2 separate regions of the Homo sapiens genome follow, and region 2 is linked to region 1. A link is an interaction called in ENCODE POLR2A ChIA-PET data of the cell type or tissue named here. Cell type or tissue: PC-9. All regions are shown on one strand. Each heading gives the region's core, and the rest is flanking DNA. Links, peaks and the distances in the headings are about the cores only. Region 1 overlaps LOC124903197 (a long non-coding RNA gene). Region 2 overlaps MBNL2 (muscleblind like splicing regulator 2).

Region 1 (8,410 bases), core at 310-8,309:
CAGCACTCCTTCTGTGCTCATTTTTCATTCATAGGTAATATTTGTAAGCTACAAACCTCATTTCATTCTGAACAAATACATATGTTCATGCCTAATGCTTGGATGGAATGTTAGTGAAGTGTTGTGGGGTTTTTGTTCACAATAGACTGGATCTGTTGTTGGCAAAACTCTTTTAGAAAGTAGAACCTGCTGGGCGCGATGGCTCACGCCTGTAATGCCAGCACTTTGGGAGGCCGAGGCGGGAGGATCACGAGGTAAGGAGATCAAGACCATCCCAGCCAACATGGTGAAACCCCATCTCTACTAAAATATTAAAAAAAAAAAAAAAAATTAGCCGGTTGTAGTGGCACACGCCTGTAGTCCTAGCTACTCGGGAGGCTGAGGCAGAATAATTGCTTGATCCAGGGAGGTGGAGGTTGCAGTGAGCCAAGGTCATGCCACACACCACTGTACTCCAGCCTGGTGACAGAGTGAGACTCCGTTTCAAAGAAAAGAAAAGAAAAGAAAAGAAAAGAAAAGAAAAGAAAAGAGTAGAACCCTGTCTGCAAGTAAAACCTGACATGGAAGCCTGCTATACACATCCAATAAAAATGCAACTGCTCAGGTGAGAATCAAGGTAGATCAACTGCTTGGTCTGCCTTGCCTTGTTTCAGGGAGCAGCCCCTGAGGGAACCAGGAAGAAGCCTTATAGCACCAGAGGGCAAGGGCTCAAGAACTCAGAACTAGACCACTTGGCAGGCTCTTTTCTGCAACAAACTATTATTTCATAATATAGTTACACTGTGCAGTTCCAAACACCATCCAATGCCCATATCTTTTAGCTTTTTTCAACGGAAAAATAATGATGGCTTCAAATATATAGCTTGAGGAATAAGTAACAGAATACGTGCTGCCAACTAGTTATGAAATAAAGTATGCAGTTAACATCAAGGCCCATGCCCTCACTTCATATGGCAAGTTATCACTGCAAGCTACTGGGCACCTGCATCCTCAGACACCTAGGTTCTTTTTCCTTGGACACTTTTCTCTTTCTTCTCATCATCCTCTCTCTTGCCTCTTACAGTCCCTTTTGCTCCCTCCTTTTCTCCATATCTTCCCTGACCTCTCTTTTCTCTCTTTCATTACCAATTCTTTCTTTCTCTTTTCTTTCTTATCATGTTGCTTTTTTTAGCCTTTGTTTAGCTTCTATCTGCTCCTTCAGGATCAGTCAGGCCTGGTCAGGTTACAGTGCAATAACACACATCTCCCAAATCTCAGATGCTTAAAGCAACAAAGTTAATTTTACAGTCCTTCCACAGGCCCGTCACAGGTTGCTCATTGGAGTTGTTCAGGGACCCAGGCTGATGAAGCAGCCATTTTCTCAAATGTTGGAGAGAGAGCATGTAGGGAAGCCTGCGTTCTTTCCTGAAGCTTCTACCTAGATATGAAATATGCATCACTTCCCACATATTTTATTGCTAAAGCAAATTACACAGACAAAATTTAAATTGGTGGGGGAAGCACAATGCTACCATGTGCCTGTAAGTTTAGAGGGTTCAAATATTTGAAATTCGCCTAATGAGTACCACTGTCATTATGTAACCTTCACAGCTCTATGTCAGGGTCCTTCCGAATACTTTGCTTCTAATGTTCTTTCCCTCTAGCCCTGCACCTTGACCTCCTTATTTGTTCCTATTTGAGATCTTCCTTATTTCCTCCTCATCCTCCGCCGTCATGTGGTGGCTGCACCAAGAGTAATTATAAGAAGTATCACTAGGCTGGGCGGGGTGGCTCATGCCTGTAATCCCAGCACTTTGGGAGGCTGAGGTGGGCGGATTACCTGAGGTCAGGGTTTTGAGACCAGCCTGACCAACCAACATGGAGAAACCCCATCTCTACTAAAAATGCAAAATTAGCCAGGCGTGGTGGCACATGCCTGTAATCCCAGCTACTCAGGAGGCTGAGGCAGGAGAATTGCTTGAACCCGGGAGGCAGAGGTTGCAGTAAGCTGAGATTACACAATTGCACTCCAGCCTAGGAAACAAGCACGAAACTCTGTCTCAAAAAAAAAAAAAAAAAAAAAAAGAAGTATCATGTCTAGAGGCAGGGAGAGGAGCTTCATGGTTTTTAATGCACAATTTCTGGGATAACATGGTTATAGTCCTCTAAGCAGAAGAGAAGGCAGTATCAGGATCCTACGGGTATCTGGCCCTAGCTCAGACCCCTCCTTCATGGAGGTGCGATCCTAGCAGACTCTGCTCATTCCCAGCTGTTGCTGCTAAGGCGAGGTTTCTGAAGGCTCAGACAGAGCAGCCGCTCCCTTTTCCCACTCCACGTGGCACCACATCAATAATCATTTAAACACAGCCGGGCGTGGTGGCTCATGCCCGTAATCCTAGTGCTTTGGGAGGCCGAGGAAGGCAGATTACTTGAGGTCAGGAGTTCGAGACTGGCCTGGTCAATGTGGTGAAACCCTGTCTCTACTAAAAATACAAAAATTAGCCAGGCATGGTGGCGGGAGCCTGTAATCCCAGCTACTCGGGAGGCTGAGGCAGGAGAATCACTTGAACCCAGGAGGCAGAGATTGCAGTGAGAGGAGATCATGCCACTGCACTCCAGCCTGGGTGACAGAGCAAGACTCTGTCTCAAAAAAATCAAAACAAACCAAAAAACTCATTTAAACACTCTTCCTCCATAGCCATCATTGAACTATCGAAAAATAAGTCAGGGTAAAACCATTCCCATTATACTTTATACATATAGAGAAATTAAATGAAGCAAAAATAAAAGAGAGTTTACTCAGTATCAATCATAGTTAGAATGAATCCTAGGAAGTAACTGCATTGTAAAATTATACGGAAATCCGTAAGTTAAAGTTAAATCTTAGCTGTCAACAAAACATCATCTGTGAATTAAAGAAAGGTGAGTACATTTACTTGAGTACAAACATTATTCATTTCATCTGTACCAGGGACTAGTAAACCAGAAGCCAGCAAACCTATCATACCTGCCTCCTGTTCTCCACCTTGCTGAAGAGTCACATGCAGTTTTGCATGTTAGACTCCCCTCCTGGATAGATTTCAACGGCACAGGGGTTTGGGGAATTTAGGAAGTGTTGATGGCAGGAAGGTCCTTCAAAGAATTCTAACATGTTACCAAGAGTGCTGAGACCCAAATCAGCTAATGGCTATGTGGTATGATCAAATACAAGTTGGCCTAATATTGGGAGTGGTTACAGATAAATAGCTGCTTATATGAGATGACAAAGGACATAGGGAAGGTTTTCAAATGCTTCCCTCAGTGTTGACTATGTTGACAAAACTTTACAACTAGAGAATTCTTCCTTTAGGATTTTTTATTTTTATTTTTTAGTTTTCAAGAAGAACCAGTAAAAAAGAAAATATAGCAGGGAGCCACAACACTCATTTTTAAGCTATTATAAACCAACACCATATTACAGAGGTAACTGACATGATAAATCTGGGCTAGGTAGCTAGGTAGGAAGTGAAGAGTTCATGGTCCTAAGAGGATCTGATCCGGTGCTTCTTGGGAAATGGGAAAGACTGAAGACAAGACCTGCTACCTTCTCATTTTTTTGTTTTTTTCTAAAGAACAGCTCTGATTTTTCTCAAGGCAAACTAAAAAAAAGTCTAAGATAAAAAAGCAAAACCCATCTTCCCAAAGTTGCATGTTAGTTGCATTCCCTGAGCCCCTAGCTATATCTGAGATTTCCCTTTAGGGAAATTCCACAGGTTACAATTCCTTGGGTAGGGTCCCTTTAAGTTGTTGGTTAGAGACGTGGGACAGGAAGCGGAAGCGGAGGTCAGGCTGAGAGGAGATACCTAGGAAAGCCGGGGCACAGAGCAAAGCAGCCGTGGAGGCGTGCATGACCAATGCAGAGCCAGCCATAGACTCTTCCAAGCCTCCTTCGAGGAGGCCAGTGTGGGGAGGTGGAATATGTAGGGATGAACACCCACACTATGTGTGGAGGTATGTTTCACTTTAGGTTTTGATGAACTAAGACCTAAGAACTATCGAGTTTTCACAGTAGTTCCAAACACTTTCAAATACATAACCTAGTGGAGATTGTTTAGACAAGGTCCTTGCCTTCAGCATTTGATGATTCTATTTATAATTGAGAAATCAGAGGTGAATCTATCGTCTCAATAATTATGACAGGCGAAGTTCCATTCTTTCTAGGAAATCAAGCACTCCTGGTTAATGAGTTTTTAGAATGCAGAATTAATACCTTATCTTTTCTAAACTTTCATATTAAATCAACAACTTTCTACTGTTTTATATACAGCTAAGAATAAATAAGCACAGTTATAATAAGCATCAATTCTCATTAAATGAGAAAGCTTTAATTTAATTGATAGAGAAACCCTCTGAGTTTTTACCCCATTAGTTTTTCCCTTTTCCCTCTCTATCAATTTCTATCGGTTGCTAGTCAATTTTTTTTCTTTTTTGTTTTGCAAATTAACCTTCTCTCTGGTTCAGTTCCTTAGGTAAAAAATACTAGCAGTGCCTTACTTTAGGGAACTGAATATTCTGAGCTATAGCCAAGGAGAAAAGGTGATCACACGGTGGCCTTCCTCTACCTGGGTGAATGTTCCAAGGCTCCTCAGACACAGCTCTCCATTCTCTGCGCAGCCTCTGCCTTCCATCTGCCTCTGAACAAACAAACAGCTACAGGCAAAGTAGTAGCTCGCAACTCCAGTTTTGCATGGGAGTGACTCATGTCACAGAGAATGTGAGTCATTCTCTGCTCCAGGGGAGTTTACACTCAGGCTTAGCACAATCGTCCTTTTCCCTAGCCCTCCTCCCTTCCCTGCAAGCTTTGAGGACTTTGAACTCCATAAAACGATCCTATAGAATAAAAGAGAGTAGTGACAGGGTGTGTGTGTGCAAACTGTAGTGTGCACAGAGGCACCAAAGAAGTTGTAGACCTAACTCATCTGCAATTAAAGACTGCAGAAAAAATATGTGAGCTACTTTTAAATGAAGAATATTCAGCATAAAGAACAATTGGAAAAATTCAAACATGTATTATCTCCTCTCAATAAATACTATTTCCTCAAAAGAGCTGGCACAGTTGGCTGGGAGCGGGGAGCATTTTCCTACTCTTATGAAGATGGTTTATATTTGATTTGCATTTCAGATTTTTTTTTGTAAATTACTGAACATACATCATGTAGTCAGACCCATCTTAAGAAATGCCATCCTTCCTGCCATCCTAGGCACGCTCTCATGAGACTCCCTGCAGTGAGAGCTTGTGTCTAAATGTCAGATGTAGGACAGATATAAAGGACAACTTTGATCACAATTCTGGGCCAAAATGATTACCTTTTGGGTTCTTCTCCTATAATCATCTTTTTTCAGAGAGCTTGTGGCTTATTCGTTTGCTCAAAATAAAGCACATTATTTTTCATAAGAGAAAAAGAAACTGAGCTTATGTGATCTAAAAGTGTTAAAGTATAGCCAATATGTATTATTAGAAGCAAATATGTTCTTTTTATAAAAGACAATGCAAAAGCCTTTCTAGACATTATTTTTGTCAGAATCTGCCAAAGAAAGAGAGAGAGATGGGCACAAGGAGTATTTCTCAGACGCCAAATCAAAGAGAAAAATCTTAGGAGAGATAAACATTATGTCATGTTTCTGAAACTTCCTGATTATACTTAAAGTAGACCATCTGTCCCCAGTGACGGAACTCACTGGATGAGACCTTGAGGAATGTAACTCTTTGTAAAATTTCTGAAACATTGAATTTGCTCCCCAGTAGTCCAACTTTGTAGCAAATCTGTTACCCAGATGTAAATTTAGAAGCATCCGAGTTCTTGGCTCCCTAAAGGAAGAATTTCAATTTAGAAGAGGCATTATAGACTCTAACAAGAGAAGAATGGCTCAAAACCTAAATTACCCCAAACAAACCGGGATGCAACATAAGGGAAGTAAGTGGAGAATTCAGCATTAGGGAAAGGTGAATATGAGCTGCTCTTACCACTGAGAGAAAAATACTGTTACTGCAAACAAAAATGAAACTCACAAATATGATCCAAATGTTAAATGTATGCTCTGGTTTTGAAGAACAAATTCATTCCTCACTAAGCATTTTCCTAAGCGTCATTCAGTACATGCACAAACTCAAACTTGACATGACATCTACCAAAGGCGTGTGTGTGTGTCTGTGTGTGTATCTGCCTGTATATCACCAGTCTTCTACAAAGAGGCAGATGGTACTAGGGAAAAAAAGCTGACAGAGAACCGCAATATAAATCGTGATACAATTCTTAAGTTGAGTAAAAATGGGACAGGAGAATCGTACAAAAATTCAGCAAGAAAAGCTTGAAGGAAAAAAAAAAAAAACCGTGGAGGAAATGGTGGAAAGCATCAGGAAGTGGAGCAAGCTTGGAAAAGTGAAGTGGGAGAAATGCTGAGTGACAGATGCCATGGACCTGTAAGGGAGGCAAGAGGATGGGTCCAGCCTATGGAAGAAAGCAGAAGAAGGGAACAGCCACTTGTGAAATCCCAAGAGGTAAGAGAGATAGAGGAAGTGATGGCTGAAGGTCAGGAATGTGGCATCCTCCCTGCCCACCACAGCTGCTGCCTCTCCCTGCTGTGATGGGGCTGAATGTTGGTAGTGAAATGGATTGATCAGCCTCCCAAACGTGCCTCATGGAGGCCTCTGGCTGTGGGGATCTTTGGAGTCTCAGGCAATATTCCCTCCATGTGCGTCTGAAGCTGGGCCATGACACACAAGGAGATTCTGTCCGCTCCTTGCACAGAAGCCCTCTGAGTGCACTTGGACATGGTGGTTTGAAAATCAAAAAGACTCCCCAAAATGAATCTGACATGTTCACAATGTCCCTAATAACCATTGTACTCATGGCAATTATCCCCTAAAGAGGTTTTATAAATCACTACATTGCTTTCACACTGCCAAACCAAGGTTGTAATTTTCCATTTCATTAGATTTATCATAGTTATGATAGTTTCATATAATGAACACCATATACCCATCACCTAGAATTTTAAAGTGTTAGCATTTTGCTGGATATACTTTAATTTTTTAATGTAGTATTTAAAGTAAATTCAAGATACTACATTTTACTTCTGAAGACTTTAGTAGCATCTCTATAAACTAATCTTGTTCTATATAATCACAATACCCATAGGGCACCTAACACAATTAATAAGACCTGCATATCATATCATCCCTGTTCTCTATTCAAATTTCCCCAGTTGTTGCCCCAGTGAGTTTTATGACTCATTTATTCAAAGCAGAAGCCAATCAGTGTTCACAAATTGCATTTACTCATTATATTTCTTTATTCTCTTTTAACCTCGATCAGCCCATCCACACCTCCTTCCCTGCATGTTTCTTTTCATGTTCTTGACCAGGAGGAGAGACTAGCAGGGGTCTTGGGGAATGCTCTACCTTCTGGATTTGTCTGATTATTGCTCATTGAGTCATTTATCTTGGTTCTCTAACCCCTATATTTTCTATAAACCGGAAGTTAGATAAAATTTATTGTATACATTTGGCAAAATGACTGCACAGATGCTGCTGCATACTTCGTAGCAAATTGCATCAGGATCCACAGGTGGTCCTATTTTTCGTGATGCTGAAAGTGATCGCTGGGATAAGGTGATGGTAACCTGATCAACATAGCTAGCATAATCCTACCTCTTAATGCTCAAACTTGCCAAATAAACTGCCCACTGGCAAAGTTTTCTGTGCTTATAGCAGTCACAAAGCCCAGGCCAAAGTCTCCCTTGGCTCCTTTGTCCCATGCCCCACCACTCTCCCCTTTCTTGGACCCTTCCCATTGGGCTAGACCAAGAGACCATTATTCTGTTTCTTGTGCTCGTGGAATGATTGGCAGCAATAAGGGCTAGCATAAGTATCCAGTGAAGTCGAGTAGAACTCCAGCACCTAGTGTGCCAAAACAGTAGGTATATTTAATGAACTAATTAATATGGGCTAATCTAGTTTGATGGGAGAGTGGAGGGTGCTATGGACTGAATGTTTGTGTCTTCCACCAAATTCCCATGTTGAGGCTGGGCACGGTGGTTCATGCCTGTAATCCCAGCACTTTGGGAGGCCAAGGCAAGCCAATCACTTAAGGTCAGGAGTTCAAGACCAGCCTGGCCAACATGGTGAAATCCTGTGTCTACTAAAAATACAAAAATTAGCCAGGCGTGGTGGTGCACACCTGTAATACCAGTTACTCAGGAGGCTGAGGCATGAGAAATGCTTGAACCTGGGAGGCAAAGGTTGCAGTGAGCTGAGATTGCACCACTGCACTCCAGCCTGGGTGACAGAATGAGAATCTGTCTCAAAAATAAAAAATAAAAAATTTCCATGTTGAAACCTAACCTCCAACATGACGGTATTTGGAGGAGGGGCCTTTGGAAGGTGATTAGG
Region 2 (8,267 bases), core at 268-8,267, 150 kb before region 1:
TACTGAGTCATTATTACTAAGAAAACCTAATAAGATATCTTGGCAGATATTTAATGTGGAAGTTTGACAAATAACAGTTCTTTGGTTCTTATGATATAAAGCAGCTCTTTATAGATGAGATCATACTTTTAAACTATCCAGATATATTTTGTTGGTTTCCTAGGAGACTGTAAATGCAAAGTTATGACCTAAGTATGTTATGTATTTAAACTTTGTTCTATACCTTAAATGCTGGTATTAGTCACTTATTCAAAATTCACAGGATTTCAATGTTGAAGAGTTCATGATTAAACTTGTACCATCACTCCAAGAACTCTACTAGATTTAAATGTATGTTAACAGTTTTATGAGTCCCCAAACTGTTACTGTGCTCTCATCGTCCTATCCTGTCATCTCCTGCATGGATCAAACATCTATTTCTATTGTGATCATTATGGCTAAGCTTGCCAGCTGGGTAGGGTTTGATAAAGATTACTACGGTGCACGTTGCAGCTCAACACCCTTTTGATATGTAACAAACTATAATGGGGATACTTGTCATGAATGAAATGAACCAAGTATGGTGTTAAGAACTACATCAACCCAGGCACAAACAAATGATTTTCCAACACATCATAGATACATAATGGTTGCTAGGCAACCAAATATTTCAACGCTGGCACAGGGGAAAACTTCTATTGCTAAGCTGGGATTGGCCACTTTAGCAATTAGTTCTGCTTGGGACTGTCTGTTAGTATCTTTGGTATAGAAAAAAAAAAACTTTAAAAGACAGTCTGAAGACTAATCCCAGGTGTGCACCTATTTGAGCAGCTCTTGAGATGGAAACTTTTATCCCTCAAGGTATGTTTGTATCTTCTTCCTCATATTGAACAAAGATGTGTCTTCCCACAGATCTCATTCATTGGCCCTGTTCTTTACACAGAGCAAGTTACTTCCTCTTCATTGTGCTAACTCTGAACATTTGTAGAGGGCTATCATGTCTTCTCCGAATCTTTCTTTCTCCAGGGTGAACACATCCAGTTCATTCATTTCCATTTTTTCACATACTGCTTACTTTCCCCTCACAATGATACCATAACATTTCAAACTGGCAATAACTGGGTGGTTAATAACTGGGCAGTTGTTGTTTTGTTTATAGTTATAGTTAATGACTTATAGGCTTCTGCATAGTTGGACACTGCAATTAGAATTGTCACAAGAATAAAAAGCCAAAGGGTGTAGGGCAGGTGCTTGATCTTTTTTTATCCTGACTTGGGAAATGTAATCTATGAGTTAACATAGTCTTTGTGCCTTATTTGAACATTTTATGACAAATGGAAACTTTAAGTAAGACCTTCAGGGATAGTTACTAGATTTATACAGTGTAATAACTGTTTCAGAGTAGGTGATATAACTATTTCAAGTAATGTTTTCTAAATTTGGCCATGCAGCTACAGCATTGGAGAGCTTCTAAAGATACAGAACACTGGGATCCATACCCAGACCTACTGACCAGATGCCTCCATAAGTCCCCGAAGGAATATCATTTGGCAGCCACTGATATAGGGTAAATAACATGAAGGTCTGTCTTCCCAGTTAGCTAAATTCTACCTAGCCCGTAATGCTCTCTGCTATGACATTTTTTGGTTGTTCTTGCAGCTAACACTTCCATATTCTTAAAAAGTCTCTTCTGCTAATAACCGGTACACATGGTTTAGTATTTAATTGTAAATTCTGCATGGCTATCTGTCTCCTAGTTAGTTTATAAAATCCCTAAGAACAAGAACTGAGTGTTACATTTCCATGTGTCTTGCAGGGAGTATGGCACAATATTGAACAGAGTCATTCATTAATTGGTGAGGGGTTTTGGAAACAGTAGGAGAAAAAAGAAAATAAAGGAAGGTAGATACAGAAGCGTAAGCTAGAAATAATATAAATATCAGAGAAATATAAGATTTCAAGATTAATTCAAATTAAAAATGAAATTCAATGAAATGAAGCTTACACGAGATGAAAAAGATATAATAAAGTTGAAAATAAAAGAATGAAACAAGATATATCAGGAAAGCATGAAGAAAAAAAAAGCAGGAGTGGTACATTCATGTTAAAGAATAAATTGAAGAAAATTGGGGACTCGGGGGAAAGGATGGGAAGGGGTAAGGGATACAACACTACAAAGTGGGTTCCGTGTATACTGCTCGGGTGATGGGTGCACCAAAATCTCACAAATCACCAGTAAAGAACTTACTCATGTAACCAAATACCACCTGTTCCCCAAAAACCTATGGAAAGAAAAAATTTTAAACAAAAACAAAAATAAAGAATATATTGAAAAAAAGGTTAATTGCATATTGATACACAAGAGCCATAAAAAAGGTACGAGACTCAGGAAATACTAAGCTCAGAACAACACAGTATCATTCTATGAAATGCAAAAATTGTTAGAAATACAAGGAAACATGTGAGGAGTATTAAAATTTCTTGCATCACCATAATTCTCTGGCAGGTCAAGGGGACAAAAATAAATAATTACAGGCACAAAGCACTTGAATTATTTAATGTTTGGATAAATATCTGCACGCTGATATAACCTTGTACCTTAAGAACAGGAAATGCATCTTCTCAAGTGTCATGTACCAGGTACAAACATTGATCATCATCTGCACCAAAAAAATACTTTAGTGCATTTCTAAGGTAAAAACTGTACCTTTTTATTTTAATAATAAAATACTACCACAAACTATTACTAGAATTTCAAAGGAAAAAGAAAAACCAAATTACTTGGATATTTTAGAAGTGGTTGCATAAATAATGACTGAGGCAGTCAAGCAAACTAGAAAATAACAAAAGTGAGAATATTATTTAACAAAAATCTATAAGATACAGCCAAAACTATTTTTTGTAGCAGATTTACAGTCCTAAATACTTCAACGAAAAAAGAATTATGAGAACAGAACTAAATATTCTACTCAGAATTTATGGGCAAAAAGACAAAACAATTAAAAAGAAAGCTGGAGAAAGGAAATAATAAACACAGAAGTAAAAATAATAATAATGATGATGAGATAAAATAATTTGTCCTTTGTAGAACTGGTAGCTAAGATCAAGAACAGGTTCTTCAAATAAAACAGACACACCTCTGGCAAATTTAATTTAAAAAATAAAAGGAAAACAAATAATTTATAAATTATCTATGTAGTCATATTTAGGGAGAAGACTGATAGAGTAAAATAATTTTAAGTGATAAAATTGAAAATCTTGGTGAAATAAATAATTCCCTGAGAAAAATGTAAATCAAGATGAACTTAATGGAAGAAATCCTACAGGAAAATAAAGAAGAAATTGTACTATGTATCAAGAAGTACAGTTACTTCAAGTGAAGATTTTAGAAGTTTTGGAAGGACCTGGGGCTCACCGAGAGAGGAATTTGGATATCGACAACACTTTCTACAATTTAATTAAAGAAGTGGGCTTAAACTTCATGTAAAAATGAGCTAGATTTTTATTTAGAATTGAAATTGGAAATAAAAAATAATTCTAAAAAACAAATGATCAAATAGAACTTTCTGTTTAAAATGGCAAAGAAAAAGTTAAGGAGACTGGAGCCAATCTCAAGACGAACCAAGATAAATCTATTAGTGACGGGAGCTTCAATTACACAGGATATGTTTAGTAGGATTTTCTACAGAAGCAGTCCAAGGGAAGTCTGCTCAGATGATAAACCGAGTTCTCCCCAAGCTTTGGGTTTACACCCAGCTCCTGAGTGACTATGGCAAGAATGGCCTTAGAGAACATGAAGGGTAAAATTACCAGCAGTGCAAATGGGGCCAGGAGAGATGCCTTCGTAAGAGGAAAGGGTCGTTCCCTCTTCGAGCAATCACTTTTTTTTTTTTTTTTTTTTTTGAGATGGAGTCTGGCTCTGTTGCCCAGGCTGGAGTGCAGTGGCGCGATCTCGGCTCACTTCAAGCTCCGCGTCCCGGGTTCACGCCGTTCTCCTGCCTCAGCCTCACGAGTAGCTGGGACTACAGGCGCCCGCCATCACACCCGGCTAGTTTTTTTGTATTTTTTAGTAGAGATGGGGTTTCACCGTGTCCAGGATGGTCTCGATTTCCTGACCTCCTTATCCGCCCACCTCGGCCTCCCGAAGTGCTGGGATTACAGGCGTGAGCCACCGCACCCAGCCCACTTTTTTTTTTTTTTTTTGAGACGGAGACGGAGTCTCGCTCTGTTGCCCAGGCTGGAGTGCAATGGCATGATCTCAGCTCACTGCAACCTCCGCCTCCCAGGTTCAAGCGATTCTCCTGCCTCAGCCTCCTGAGTAGCTGGGATTACAGGTGCATGCCACCATGCCCAGCTAATTTTTGTATTTTTAGCAGAGAAGGGTTTTCACCATGTTGGCTGGGCTGGCCTCGAACTCCTGACCTCAAGTGATCCGCCCACCTCGGCTTCCCAAATTGCTGGGATTATAGGCGTGAGCCACCGCGCCCGACCCAAGCAATCACTCTTGATGCCACAAAGGTAAAGAGCAAATGGAGATGGGATGTGTATTACTTGATCTTTTTAATAACCTGTCGTGACACATCAGCTTTTCTAATATTAATAATTCTACCTGAGGTGGGCGGATCACGAGGTCAGGGGATTGAGACCATCCTGGCTAACACGGTGAAACCCGGTCTCTACTAAAAATACAAAAAATTAGCTGAGTGTGGTGGCACATGCCTGTAGTCCCAACTACTCGGGAGGCTGAGGCAGGAGAATCGCTTGAACCCGGGAGGCAGAGGGTACAGTGAGCCAAGACTGCACCACTGCACTCCAGCCTGGGCAACAGAGTGAGACTCTGTCTCAAAATAATAATAATAATAATAATTCTACCTCAAAACATATTGTAAATCCACACATCTACCTACCTCTGCCCCCTCCACCCCAGCCGGGTGGCATTGCTAGTAATGTGAGTGATGCAGAGGCTTTTTTTAACCAACCACCTGGCCCTTCCTCCTCCTACCATCCCTCCTCCAGGCTGACTGGCCTTCCCATAAGACAGATCAGAGCCTGTCATCCCTGTACTCAAATCTTAGTGCTGAGCATAACATTCAAACACCTACACAGTTTCTGTCTTACTCATGATGTCAGGCCTCTTGTTTCCAGGAATTGGCAAAACGCATTCATCTCCAGCCAGGCTTAGAGCTTTTTCCCCTGCATCTGGGAAGCCTTCCTCTCTTCTCCTTCAGGCCTCAGCTCAGAAAGCAACTCCTTGGAGAACACATCACAAGCCACCCTTTCTGCAAAAGTCTTCCCCCATCACAATGTTTTCTATCAGAGTACCTTGCTCCATTTCCTTTCTAGTAATTCTCATAGTAGGTAAATAAATAATTGTTGGGTGGGAAAGGAGGGCTGTTTCTTTCTTTTTTTTTTTTTTTTTTTGAGACGGAGTCTCGCTCTGTCGCCCAGGCCAGACTGCGGACTGCAGTGGCGCAATCTCGGCTCACTGCAAGCTCCGCTTCCCGGGTTCACGCCGTTCTCCTGCCTCAGCCTCCCGAGTAGCTGGGACTACAGGCGCCCGCCACCGCGCCCGGCTAATTTTTTGTATTTTTAGTAGAGACGGGGTTTCACCTTGTTAGCCAGGATGGTCTTGATCTCCTGACCTCATGATCCACCCGCCTCGACCTCCCAAAGTGCTGGGATTACAGGCGTGAGCCACCGCGCCCGGCCAAGGAGGGCTGTTTCTGCTGATTTTTTTTTGTCACTTCCCACTAGAATGAAAATCCCACGAGGTCAAGAAATTTGTCTCCTTTCTAACATGCTGTATTTCCAGCGGTGTGCCCACTGCCTGTCATACTGGGGCATTCCAAATTTCATAAATAAATCACACTTTTCAGAAATTGTGATTATTTTATTAGTTTGTTTACTTTTGCTAAAGAGTAAACCGAGGTACAATAAAAATTTAATGGGCTTATTTGAGCAAATAGTGATTCAAGAATTGGGTGGCTCCAAACCAGAACTGGTTTGGGAACTCCATGAGGGATTGCAATGGGGAGACTTTTATAGGAGAAACATGGAAGTAATGCAGAGAAAATATTTGACTGATTGCAGTTATACAGTTACCTTATTTCATCTATCCTGTTGGAAATTCCCTAGTTACATAATTACACATTTGTTTGTTACTTCTGATTAGTTGGAGTTTAAGTTGTATTCTTCTTTAATATAGGCATTTACAAGAAATTGCTCAAGTTAAGTTTTGCTTATGTTTGCAAATCAAGCTAGGTTCAGGTCACATCTGAGGTCTTGCTGGCTATGTCTGCTTATAGTTTCTTCAGGCCTGGTCTCCATTTTAATTTACTTTACCACTGTGTTGGAATACTGTTGATTACCCCATTGGGCTGCAAGGTCCACGAAAGCAAGGTCCTCGCCTCTCCTTTGGTCACCAAACATAGTGCTTGGCACTAAATAGTGGCTCAATGATTATTTGTAAAATAAATAAATGAATAAAGAGATTTAAAGTTCCCTAGAAAGTGAAATGTCTTTCTCCTTGACTTTACATACCACTCAGAAGATTCTGGACCTACTAGAATTCTTCATTAAGAATTTTGTTTTCCTGGTATTTTCCAGCTATCCCAACTTCTGTTAACAACCGAAAGTTAGCAGGAATGGGGGAAAGGCCATATGATTTAAATGCCTCCAATGAGGGCTGCTACTGATTAATTTTAGATCCCAAGCATCTGGGTCAATGCCTAGTTTCATGGCAGGTATGCAAATGATTATTTTAGTGTCATTATTAATGATTTTACTAAGAGCTGGGAGCACTTGAAATGTTCCTCCAAATGAGATTTGAGATGTAGACCAGATGGTCATTTTTTAAGAGCATCTATATATTCTATTCTACTTTTCAACACATAAGTTTTTATATTAAGATTGATTACTAATGTACCTAAGCACCCACATCAGTATTCAGTAAAAAATTAGACGCATTATGTATTTTTTAAGAATAAGAAATGCTCCATTGAGATGATAATAATCTAAATGAAATATAATCATCCCTGAAGTTGAATCTAGCCATTCTGTTTTGCTTTAACTAGGTTAAGGCCTCTAAGTCATTTTCTTTTTCTCCTTCCCCTGGCAATATATCATGTTCTACAGAGCTTAATATTGTGTGGGTACAACCTCAGGCATAAGAAAATGGTCTCATCAGTCTTAGCCCCAAAATGCTGTTTGGTCAGGCAGGATGGCTTAGGTAAGTTTGATCACAAATAAATATGTCAATATCTACTCATTCCCTGAATCCCAAAGGTCAGTGCTCAGGGGAGGATTTGTCCTAGGAGTATCAGTTTTATTCTTCTTGGTCATGATGGTGCTGAGAAAGACTAATATACACTGGACTATAATCTTTGAGCCAGAGGAAATTGAATCAAACCAAGTGGAAAGAATGTGCTATTTAGTATTAGCAGGGTCAGTTAATGGAAAAATTGTGAAATGGGTGAAGTTCATCATTGATCTAACTCCTGCAGAACAAACCTGGTCTCCCCAGTCCCAGGGGCATGCCCGCTGGCCTTTGTTTAGACCTTGGCATTTTCCGCTGGCTTCTCTCAGTTTCTTGGGGACTTGATTATGTGCACTGAAACAAAGCCATTCTAGGTTTTGAGGTTTCTGGTTGGGCTCTTTCCTTCCCCACCCTCAAATGGATATTAGCTTATTTGATGGATCAAGCTGTCCTCATTTGCTAACAGAAAATGGCTTAAGGAATTTCTTGGGTCCTCTCAGGTAACATGTGGATTTCACAGTGACTTTCTTATGACAAAACTCTTCCAGTGTGTATGACTCAAATGAGTGAGTTTGCTGGTGTGGATTTCAGTCCAAGTAGTATGGACAGATAGATCCCTGCCTTTGAATTTTATGAAGCAGTAATATATAATAAAAAAGAGAGAGAAACTGACAGAGTTGCCCGTTTATTTTTTCTTTTTGCCAAGTAAAGGCATTATGGAAAAAGAACAAGACTCACCTACTAAGACAATCATTTTATAAAAGAAATAAACATAGGCCGGGCATGGTGGCTCATGGCTGTAATCCCAGCACTTTGGGAGGCCGAAGCAGGTGGATTGTTTGAGGTCAGGAGTTCGAGACCAACCTGGCCAACATCGTGAAACCCCATCTCTACTAAAAAAAAAAAAAACAAAACAAAACAAAAAAAAAACAGAAAATTAGCCGGGCCTGGTGGCAGGCACCTGTAATCCCAGCTACTCAGGAGGCTGAGGCAGGAGAATCGCTTGAACGCAGGAGAATCACTTGAACCCAGG

Evidence for each region. ChIA-PET counts read pairs that join two places held together with the same protein. Peaks named below come from ENCODE experiments on the same cell type or tissue, not always from the same donor. Only the 100,000 strongest peaks of a DNase experiment are listed, where the experiment ranks them.
Region 2: POLR2A ChIA-PET joins it to region 1 with 15 read pairs; 3 of 35 experiments call an interaction of 5 or more read pairs at or near these places.

What each region holds. Positions count from the first base shown.
Region 1 is chr13:97,138,078-97,146,487 of GRCh38, reverse strand. LOC124903197 (a long non-coding RNA gene) reads left to right here. Exons shown (of 3, transcript XR_007063844.1): 1 at 1-3,969; 2 at 4,480-6,517. It also overlaps a transcript of MBNL2 not described here. Among named protein-coding and RNA genes, the nearest start is that of LINC00456, 37 kb to the left of the region's middle. In PC-9, for the core only: no CTCF peak of the experiment used is centred there; DNase peaks (open chromatin) are centred at 3,797 and 4,707; H3K4me3 peaks cover 2,548 bases; H3K27ac peaks cover 3,112 bases.
Region 2 is chr13:97,287,816-97,296,082 of GRCh38, reverse strand. The region is part of intron 2 of MBNL2 (muscleblind like splicing regulator 2); the gene reads right to left. LOC101927385 (a long non-coding RNA gene) reads left to right here. Exons shown (of 4, transcript XR_001749966.2): 1 at 1-840; 2 at 1,431-1,561. Among named protein-coding and RNA genes, the nearest start is that of MBNL2, 70 kb to the right of the region's middle. RefSeq lists a silencer at 414-708 and an enhancer at 5,134-5,193. In PC-9, for the core only: no CTCF peak of the experiment used is centred there; no DNase peak of the experiment used is centred there; H3K27ac peaks cover 2,015 bases.